Regions from separate parts of the Mus musculus genome. Here region 1 is linked to region 2. A link is a loop called in an ENCODE intact Hi-C map of the cell type or tissue named here. Cell type or tissue: heart. All regions are shown on one strand. Links, peaks and the distances in the headings refer to the core of each region. The heading gives the core; the rest is flanking DNA.

Region 1 (5,371 bases), core at 247-5,246, 68 kb before region 2:
TGGGATCTAGGTGCTCACCCCAAAGCAGGAGAAGACACCAAATTGTTAGTCTTTTGATCCCCAGAACAGAAACCGCCGCCCAAGAGTGTATGGGGTCCAGGGGATCCACGCTCCTCCACACCTGGAGTTCTTCAGGAGGGAATGGTGACACCCCACCCCACCATTAGCACTGTGGATTCTCTAAGGCTACCTGGACAGCAAAACCTAGTCTCGGCCCCAGGATACTGAATGGAAGGCTGGGAAATGTAGTCTTCCTCTGAGCTCGGGATTCGTGGGCAGCAAGCAGCAGGTCTCTCTGCCACTCCTTGTTTTAGAAGCTCCCTAAGTGATGCGAATGTGTGACCAGGTTTGCTGGCCATGGTTAATCCCCACCCCCTCCCACCATGTTTGGGATGGATGGAACTTCTTTTTAGCATCCAATCAGTATCAAGGTATTTTCCTAAATAAAAGACAGATAATCTGAAATAAGTTATTACCCCCCCTTTTTTTCTTTTTTCTCTTTCTTTCTTTCTTTCTTTCTTTTTTTTTTTTTTTTTTTTTTTTTTTTTTGAGATAGAATCTTTACACAGTCCCAGCTGTCCTGGAGCTCACTCTGTAGACCAGGCTGGCCTCGAACTCACAGAGATCCACCTGCTTCTACATTTTAGGATTAAAGGCATGTGCCAACACACCTGACTTTTCTCGTTACTAGTTTTTATTTGTTTGTTTCTTTGTTTTAAATTAGCTTTTTAAAATATAATTTTAAAATGTGACACATAGCAATTGTGCCATTTTACAATTCAGGGGATTCTCTTTTACCTGTTACTCTTTTTTAATTTTTAAAATTTTATGTATATGAGCACATGTCGCTGTCTTCAGACACACCAGAAGAGGCATTGGATCCCAGTAGAGATGGTTGTGAGCCACCATGTGGTTGCTGGGAATTGAACTCAGGACTTTTGGAAGATCACTCAGCACTCTTAACCCCTGAGCCATCTCTCCAGTCCCTCACCCTGCTAATTTAAAGCAGCTAGTGGCGGAGAGAACTGGTTTGGTAAACGGAGGCACACCCATATGCTGAAATACTACACAGCTGAGAAAGTTTATTGTACAAAGTTCGTAGAACACGGAGGGATGCTTATGACGAGACAGCGTGTGATGCGTAGTGGGCTGTGCATGGTGAGAGGACCCCTCTGTAAACGGAGCATCTGCAAATACTGGAAGGGGAGGGGAAAGGAGGGGGGTCCTGCAAGCTCAGGCAGAGCCGTCAACAAGGTTTGGTGAGGTTATATATGATCCTAGAAACAGCACTTCTTTTGTATTCTCCCTACATTTCTGTTTTATATTCTGAACACCTCCCTTCCCAACATCTTACTTTTCAAAACAAAATAGAAAAAGGAAAAAAAATAGTTGAGCCAGTCCATCTTTCCCTCACTCAACAGTACTGGATTTAGTATTCTCCTCTAGTAACTAGAGTCTAGTGTCTTCTGTTTCCCCGCCCCCCTTCCCACTCTGGTATCCTCCTCCTCCTCCTCTCCCTCAGCCTCCAGACCCCATGGAGGAGTAACCACTCTGGACAGGAATGATATCGAGACTTCCTCCAGTGTCCTACCAAAGCAAGGGACACAGGGCCTTGGGGAAGGAGGATGGAGAGACAGCTGATCCCTGGCTGCCTTGGGCTGGCTGTCACCATAGTGTGCCTGACCAGAGAGGCATCAGGAAGTGCCTACTGGGACCGTACTGTCATGATCTAGGTCTAGGAAGCATATAGGAAACCCCACAGGGAAGGAAGGAAGGAACGAAGAAAGGAAGGAAAGTAAGGAAAGGAAGGAAAGGAAGGAAAGGAAGGAAAGGAAGGAAGGAAGGAAGGAAGGAAGGAAGGAAGGAAGGAAGATTCTAGCTAAAATGGGCTGAGGATTCATCAGACCCAAGGGTAGGAATGGCAGGGTCACTTGTCAGAACTGTGGAGTCCCAGGCCCTGCCCTAGAGATGGTTTGGTGAGTCTTGATGGGTCTGCAGAATTTTGTTTTAATTATTTTCTAAGAGGCCAGGATGCAGGTGTTTCATAGACACACATATGTTGTCTCCTCCATAGCAATTGATGCAGAAGAATTAGAGGGAGGTGAAGGTGGGATCTTCCGAGGATGGGAGGTGGGACTGTTGCTGGGCATCCATGCCCAGGGAATTTCCTGGAACGCACACAAACTCAGCCTTTATCCATGGAGCCTGGCCAGGCCCCGATGAAGGCCCACACACCCATTAACTCTTCCCAGGGATTAGAATATGCGGGAGGTTCCAGCCTCTGGCTGGACTTGTTAAGTACCATCCGGGCTTCAGGGACCAAGACACTTCTCCATCTGGGGCATGAAAGAGAGCCGGAAGGAAGGTGGACAGAGCCGTGGACTGTGAGTAGAACCCAAGAATTCATGAGAACTCAGCTGTTCAGCTTCACAATCCCTGGCCGACCACGGGGCATTCTGCAATTACACAGAGATGAACTCAGAGAAGGCCAGTTCCTCCGCAGACATCTGCAAGGGAGGGGGTGCCATCACGTCCTCCTTGTCGTCGTCCAGGGAACGAGCTGCCTCTTCCTCCTCTGTAGACTGGAGAGATGACATCGAGGTTGAAAAGTGGAGCCTGGTGGTGAGGAGGTCTAGCAAGCTTTTCTAGTGTCATCAGCAGGGGGCGCTGCAGAGCCTCCCTAGCCCCATCTCATTTGTATATGGTGTAAGCTTTTTTGAGACAAGGTCTCACCAGGTAGCCTGGCTTCCCACCCCCCCCCCCCCCCCAGCTCCTCCCTTGGACCACAGACTCCCAAACATTGGGATTACAAACATGGGTCACAATGCCTGACTCAGCTGAGAGCTGTTTAAACTGACACCTAGTAAGCTAATTAAAGGGTTTTCTGAACATGGAAAGGGAAAACGTGAAATTTGGAGGTTGGCAAAATGGCGTAGGAGTATGGCTTTGATAGGCTAGGTGGCCTGATGTGGGTGGGACGTTAGCTTCTGGGGAAGAGGAGGGTGAAGAAAGAGCCCTCCCCGACTTGTCCTCACTATCTCAAAGGTATCAGATGGCGTGGCTTCCAGAGCCCTTCTGCACACACCTGACTGAGGTTCTGTGTCTCAGGAGAGGGCACAGCAGAAGGGTTGAGGTTTCTGAGACATTCAGGAGTCACTGCAAGGTCTATCGTCGAGTCTTCAGTGGTCCAGCCGTTCCCTGGCAGCTGAAAGATTTGGTCAGAACTCAGAACAGGCCATTCTTGGCAGGATAAATGGTCTAGAGTCAAGTCTGGAACATCCAAGAGAAAGGTCACGGTTCTGTGGTCACACAACATCCTGCATGCGGGTGTTCCCCTGGCAAGCTGCAAACTCTCAGGCGCTCCATTTTCTCAGCCATAAAATGAGAATACGTGTTTTTTTTCTCCCCCCCTCAGGGTCATATTTTCCAGATAACATTATTTTTAAAGGCAAAGCCTCAGTACATAACCCCAACTGACTTGGAACTGGCTAGATAGACTAGGCTGGCCTTGAATTCACACAGATCCACGAACTTCTTGGATATTGGGATTAAAGGCACACGTCACCATACCTGGCTTTGTCTTCCGAGACTGGGTCTCTGGAATCCTAGTGTGGCTTTCAGAACTCACGTAGCTGAAGATGGCTTTGAACTTACTTCCGAGTCTCACGTCCCTACTTTGCTGAGTGTTGGTGTTACAGATTGGGCACCAACACACCCAGTTTACGCTGACTGGCTTTGTACAAGCACACTTGGCAAGCACGCTACCCGAGTGAGCTACATCCAGTCTCTAGTCTCTAGGCAGCATCTCCCCGTCCAGTGAACAGGAGCTCCTGGGATGGTTTGTTTTACTCACGTTATTTCTTTTGCTTGCAACCAGAGAGAACACCGGGCTGTCTGCTCTTTTTCACGGGCCTCAAAGATTCCCCAAATACAAACAGCACAGGAGGCAGTTGGTCTGTGGCTACCCCGTACTTAGGGATAAAGGCTGGTTCTTTTTCTGGAGTCTGGGGAGATCGGCTTTGGGCAGCACATACGACCTGAGTGTTCCAGCCCTCGCACTTCAATGTGGGCTATGGCAGCCAGCCTCACAGACCCTGGAGAGTGGTCTAGTTCTGACTTTCTCAGGCTGGGTTGCTTGTGGGCTTAGAATTCTATCTTTGTGTCTCTGCTGCTGTGTCTATAAAATGGAGGAAGTAATACTGCCAGCTCTGATAGAAAGGACAAGGAATCAAGCATGTACCACCCTCCACTGCCTCTGTCTCTGTCATGAGCACCCCAGGCTTGCCTTGAGTGGCAGGCCTCCCTCCTCAGTCTCCCGAGTGCTGGATGTCAGGTGCGGGCCACTATGCATGCCTAGTGCCTTTGGCTCTCTCACAGGACAAGTGTCCTCCTCTTCCTTCTTTGATGCGAATGTTTGCGAAGAAAATCCCCAGTCCCCACCCCCTATTCTTTCCCCAGCCTCTGCCAAAGACTCCAGAGAGCCAAATGGGAGATAGAGCAAACAAAGCACACATCCTCAGCTGGCTATGTTCTGGTGGCTGTGGCCTCTGACCAATTTGGAATCCATTTCTAGCCTTCCTCGGAATGGAGCTGTTACTCAGTGACCCTCTGCTCACTGCCCTGGGCTCTTTCTTGTCCCTACCTACCTCTGCAGGGGGAGCCCAGGTACCCCAGGTTGGAAGCAGCCCTTCCTGAACCCCAGCCCTTTCCTGATGAGCCTCTTTCCCAACATACAGCCAGAGGACTGAGCTCTAAAGGTGGCCTCTGGTAGCAGGCCCCATGACTTTTCCCTCACTCCCCTTAGCCACTGTTGACCTTGTCCCACTTCCTGAGACAAAAAAAAAAACAAAAAAACAACAAAAAAAAAAAACCAAACCCAGCTGCTTCCTAAATCAAGGAAGAGCCTGTTCCCACCAGGCCCTCCCCTTGGGGGTTTGGCTGGGAGCCTTTTGTCCTTACTGGCGCCAGGAAAGAAGATGATAGCCACCCCACTTTCCGGACTCCATGTTTGTGGAAGTAAGAGTGGGAATGTCTGCCCCCGGTAAGTAGCTGAGAGGATCTGGGGTAGGGCGTCAGGCAAAGCAAGGTGGGATTTTTGTTTCAAGAACCTGGGAAATTCCTTTCTTCCTTTGGAGGTCAGCGAAGGATAGTTTTGGGAAGCTTGGTTCCCCAGGAAGATGGGCACAGGGATCTCTGTACTGTCTCCCCTATTCCCCCACGCTCCGGGGGTGGGGGTGGGGCACTGATAACTGGGTCCTTGATCAGCTAAGCCAGCATATTCTCAGGACCACTGGAGGATCAGAAACAATATTCTGAGCTATAAGGATCAAGAAATCTGGGGCTGGAGAGATGGCTCAATGGTTAAGAGTAC
Region 2 (5,316 bases), core at 1-5,000:
GGCCTCGATAGGCATTCGCAATTTTCTGACACAATTGTCTATTTTCATATTCAATTTTGTCGATTCTCTTTTGTTCACCCTGGCAAGAAACCCCACCACAGTGACATCACTCCCATGCTGCCTCCACATAGTGACATGCAATACCCTCCTCTGGGACTTTGAGGGAAAGGGGGCATTGTTGAGAGGCCTGGTGGAGCCCAGACAGAGCTTAAGGAGTGACTATGGGGGAGGAATGTTAATGAATCTTTAGGTTGGTGGGTATTTAGAAGGCTCTGGGGAAATGAGTGTCTCTTAAGGACAAAGTTAAAAGCTGGGCAGTGGTAGCACACGCCTTTAATCCCAGCACTTGGGAGGCAGAGGCAGGTGGATTTCTGAGTTAGAGGCCAGCCTGGTCGACAGAGTGAGTTCCAGGACTGCCAGGGCTACACGGAGAAACCCTGTCTCGAAAAATGGGGGTTGGGGGGAGAGGGAGAATCAATAAAATACAGCCACGGGTGGCAAGAATACCTGGATTTTGCTCAATTTTAAAATGTAATGTGTGTGTGCCATTGGAGGTTTGGTATCGACGGCAGGCTTCACTAGAGGGGAAAAACATTGTTACATGGTAGGGTCCTGGCAGCTTTAGAAACCCACCAGGCAACCCGACCCCAACCACTGAGCATCCCGCACTTGAATTTTGACAGAGATCTAGCCTAGCAACTTCAACTAGGTTTAATGTTTCCCTCCTGCCATCTCTGGAGGACTCGGACAGAGAAGACAAAGGGCTGATAATCTATCAAGATGGACAGGGCCGGTAGAATGCCAGCTCACCGCACCAGAGACCCTGGGTTTGGTGCCCAGCACTGCCTAAATCAAGTGGTGATGTGCAGACCATAATTCAGCAACTCCAGCGGTAGTAGCTGACAGAGGGCTAGGAGTTCAAGGTCATCTTTGACCCTCAGCCAGCTCCTGGCCCCCCTGGACTACGTGAGCCCCTCTCTCAAAATCCATAAGGACAAACTTCCCTTCAATCCGATGGCATCTTTTCCCCATCCACTTCGTAACATTCCTAGAGAGTCTATTGGGCACTGAGCTCTTATTTTCTAACTTTGGCACTAAAGAGTTTTTAAAATTTGAATTCTTTCCAGCACACGAATGCTCAGGCAGAAGACAAAAGCCTGCCGCCGACCATTGTGTCCCACGTCACCCCACAGCTAGGGTTTGCGTAGTTTCCTCTTAATACCCTTTTTGATGGAGGCTTCTAGAACTCCAAATGGTGACAAAGGCCAGCGCCAGCTGCCCACTTACCTATTTGTACTCTATTTTTGTGCAATATGTAGTGGCCAAAGTCCAGTTTCTTCCTAAAGGTTGTGCTTTGCCTGTGATTAGAAACGATTACAGGGTAGGCCAAATAATCCAAGGAATTGTTCATTTTCTCCTCCTAGTCTAGCTTCAGAAATGAGACACCTTGGCTTCTCTGTGAGGCACTTAGCTCTCCCCATGACAAGGTGTCATAGTTACCCAGTTATGACATCAGGGACAAGTCTCAGCGGAGGAAGAGGAGATGAGCATGTTTAGTTGTCTCTGGGCACTTTCTAAAAGTTTTCTAAAATTTATATATGGTGATGGGGTGCGGGACAATCCGGTATTTATATTCTCTGTGTTATGATTCGGTCAAGGTAAGTGGCTCTTCTCTTCTCTCCTAAAGCAATGGTGATTCTGTGATAAGTCAGGACCATGTCAGGAGGAAGGAAAGGGGGCTTTGAAGTTCCTCACGTGCCTGGGAAGTAGATGTTTCCAAGGCTGGAGGAGAAAAGAAAGGCATGATATCCCTTCCCTGCCTGGCACAGGCAGAGGCTCACAAAGGGAGGTTGGGGTGGGACTCTAACTCTCATTCTGCCGTTTGAGCTATGAGCTAAGAAGTCACAGTTCCCTGCGAGGTTTCCCTGAAGGTCTGAAACCATAAGTTTTTCTGGGAAAGCGAAACACTCAAAAGTGTAGTTAGTGTAACCCAGAGCAGTGCCACAGGCTCGCAATACCAGCACTTGGGAAATGGAAGCAGGCAGATGGAATTCAAAGTTATCCTTGGTTATATACTGCAAAGCCAGCCTGGGCTACATGAGACCCGACCTCAAAAAACGAAAGTATGAAGTAAAACAAACAAAACCATAAAGAAAACAAATCTTAATAGGAGACACACTGGGGAGACTGTATTTGCCCCTTTGGCGTTAGGGACCGGGCCATTTTCCCTGGCAACTGGAGAGACGCTTTTTGTGCTCTTTGCTCTCAGTGGAAACTCGCTACTGACACCATGTGGCTCACAGTGAGATGGCAGCTACCCCAGGAACAGCTGTAAAGGAACCTGTGGAGGAAGATTTACCCCCACACTAGCCCAGAGCCCACAGCCCAGGGCGCAGGCCCCCAGTGAGTGCTCAACATCTGTCAATTGCTTCTGCAACCGCTACGCCTGTATGTTCCGCGCTGGGAACTGAACTAAGGTTTTTGTGCATGCTGGGCACCTTGCCAGCCCAGGAACCTCCGCAACCCCTTGAATGTTTCTGGAATCTTTCCAGCAAATTTTTAAAAAAAAGATTTATTTACTTTAAGTATGTGAGTACACTATAGCTGTACAGATGACCCGCTCACTTAGGTCAACTCCACTCGCTCTGGCCCAAAGATTTATTATTATACATAAGTACACTATAGCTGTCTTCAGACGCACCAGAAGAGGGCGTCAGATCTCATTACGGGTGGTTGTGAGCCACCATGTGGTTGCTGGGATTTGAACCCAGGACCTTCGGAAGAGCAGTCAGTGCTCTTAACCCTCTGAGCCATCTTGCCAGCCCTCCAGCAATTCTTAGGAGTTAGATGTTGCATATTCTTTACTGAAGTGCTTGGGACAGAAATGTTTGAGACTTTACGATATAATATATATACTATATGTAGTGAGTGGATCCAAGTCTAAACATGAAATCCATTAATGCGTCACATATAAATATATCCTGAATACAGTTTTGTACAGTAATTTTTAGTGTGCCTGTGTTTTGACTGTCACAGGTCAGGTGTGAGAATTCTCCATTTATATTGTGTTTACACTCAAAAGTTACAGATTCGTAGACACTTCGGGTCTCACAAAATTATAGCTGTTCAAACTGCTTTCCTCCCTTTTAGTCGCCAGCACACAGGCTAAGGTTAAAGTAGTCCCCCAGGGTCAGATGCCAAACCTGGCGACCTATACCTTCAGCCTTTAAAAAGTTCAATGCTGATTCACATCAAACATTAAAAGAAGTGTTCCAGAATAGGGCTCTTTCCTGTAACCTTGGGTAAGGATCCATCTCCTGGGTAGGCAGGTTGTTGGTTCAGCAGTCGTGGGCTGGGAAGATGTGTTCTGACGTGTGTGTTTGGGGTGAATGAATGGATGCCCACTCTGCTGGTGTGCAGCGAGAAGGGTTCACAGCAAACCCCAGGGGTACCCATTATCCTGAAAGAGCGACTCCAGGTGTACCCAGGCGTCCCGCATTGGGTTCAGTAAATGAAGTGCCTGCGCTCCACTGCCTTAGCCAGGGTGAATGAGTACGGATGACACGGGAGTGATGGCATCTCGGCCAGGAACGTGCCCCGGGGTCCTGCGGCGCTTGGCCAGTCGCGCGTGTCCTCTGCGCTGCCTAGCGTGACCGCAGCTTCCCGCACCCAGTGGGCCCGCCTCCGGGGCGGGACGGGGCGGCTCCCGGTTGGGCAGCCCCGCCCCGCTGACCCGGCTTCTCCCCCTCGTTCGCTCCTGCCCTGGCGTGCAGCGCCCCGCCGCCGCCATGTCCAGCTCGTTCGAACTCTCGGTGCAAGATCTCAACGACCTGCTCTCGGATGGCAGCGGCTGCTACAGCCTGCCGAGCCAGCCCTGCAACGAGGTCGTCCCGAGGGTCTACGTGGGCAACGCGTGAGTCTCTGGGAGGGCCAAACCCGTAGCCGCTCCCAGCGGGCCCCGACTACTACTTGGGGGCTGGAGTGGGGTCCATGGGGGGGGGGTGGATCCTGGGCGCGGTCGCCGACCTGAGAGCAAGAGCGGGTGCTGGGGACCAGCCTGGAGTCGACGCCTACTCCCCGCGCATGAAGCGGAGGAGCTGGACTCCGCATGCCCAGAGACGCCCCCCAACCCCCAAAGTGCCTGACCTCAGCCTCTACCAGCTCTGGCTTGGGCTTGGGCGGGGTCAAGGCTACCACGTTCTCTTAACAGGTGGCAGGGCTGTCTCTTGGCCGCGCGTCATGTGACAGCTGCCTAGTTCTGCAGTGAGGTCACCGTGGAATGTCTGCCTTCGTTGCCATGGCAACGGGATGACGTTACAATCTGGGTGTGGAGCTTTTCCTGTCCGTGTCAGGAAATCCAAATACCCTAAAATACCCTAGAAGAGGAAGTAGCTGAGCCAAGGCTTTCCTGGCTTCTCCAGATAAAGTTTGACTTAGATGGAAAAAAACAAAATGATAAAGACCCGAGCCATCTGAAAATTCCTCCTAATTGCACCACTAGGAAATGTGTATATTATTGAGCTCGTATGTGTTCTTATTTTAAAAAGAAAACTTTAGTCATGTTATTAATAAGAATTTCTCAGCAGTGGGAGAGAACCAATATTAACACCAAGATAAAAGTTGGCATGATCCACATTGCAGGAAGATCCACGTTGGGTTTTCATGAATGTGAAGACCCCATTTATTAAAGTCCTAAGCTCTGTTTTTGCACACTAGGAAGCGATGGCCGGGATGGCTGAGGGGCTGTAAGGATCTTTCAATGTCTTACATGTGTGTTTCCTGTCCTGCACCTAGGACCTGCTGCCTAGCCTGCAGCAGAGCCAGAGGGGTTTCACATGATTAGTCTCAGACACTTGGGGGCAGGTTGCATGTACTGCATCGCTTATTTCCATACGGAGCACCTACTATGTGTCAAACACCATATGGTGTTCACTCTTCAGAACGGTGGTGGTCATCATGGTGCATTTGCTGACGGTTGGATTGGTGGTAGAGAGCTGAGATATATGGACGCGCTCTTCAGCATTCTGTCAACGTGGCTGTGCATTCTTGCTCCTGAGCAAGTGGCTAAACAGACTCACAGGGTCAGCCTCCAGCTCAGTCGCTGCATAGTCTTAGGGAACCTCTCCCAGTCCTCCCTACCTCAACTATCCAAGAAGCCAGGGGGCTTGGCGGTCTCAGGAGCCTGCTTGCTGGGGGACAGGTTGTTGAGTTTTATCTGCAGTAGGTTGCCTAGGCATAGTGTCAGGACTGATGGCTGCCTTGGAGAACACATCCTTTGCCCTCTATGCAAATCTGACCTTGACATGGGGGCGCTGC

The links. Hi-C counts contacts between places; a loop is a spot of excess contacts. Peaks named below come from ENCODE experiments on the same cell type or tissue, not always from the same donor. Only the 100,000 strongest peaks of a DNase experiment are listed, where the experiment ranks them.
Region 1: a loop joins it to region 2, with 4 times the contacts of the local background. A loop is called at or near these places in 11 of 42 quality-filtered maps.

What each region holds. Positions count from the first base shown.
Region 1 is chr11:102,051,305-102,056,675 of GRCm38, reverse strand. It overlaps Cd300lg (CD300 molecule like family member G), which reads right to left. Exons shown (of 7, transcript NM_027987.3): 6 at 3,086-3,205; 7 at 1,059-2,582. The coding sequence ends at 2,463. Gm39393 (a long non-coding RNA gene) reads left to right here and starts at 3,174. Exons shown (of 2, transcript XR_880224.3): 1 at 3,174-5,041. In heart, for the core only: a CTCF peak has its summit at 2,640 (motif pointing right); DNase peaks (open chromatin) are centred at 2,585, 3,265, 4,485, 4,945 and 1 weaker place; H3K4me3 peaks cover 345 bases; H3K27ac peaks cover 1,600 bases.
Region 2 is chr11:101,983,209-101,988,524 of GRCm38, reverse strand. It overlaps Dusp3 (dual specificity phosphatase 3 (vaccinia virus phosphatase VH1-related)), which reads left to right and starts at 3,734. Exons shown (of 3, transcript NM_028207.3): 1 at 3,734-3,913. The coding sequence starts at 3,789. Cfap97d1 (CFAP97 domain containing 1) reads right to left here and starts at 1,469. Exons shown (of 6, transcript NM_029287.1): 1 at 1,288-1,469; 2 at 508-578; 3 at 1-79. The coding sequence starts at 1,411. In heart, for the core only: CTCF peaks have their summits at 2,316 and 3,776; DNase peaks (open chromatin) are centred at 2,334, 3,654, 4,294 and 4,804; H3K4me3 peaks cover 1,797 bases; H3K27ac peaks cover 1,692 bases; H3K27me3 peaks cover 395 bases.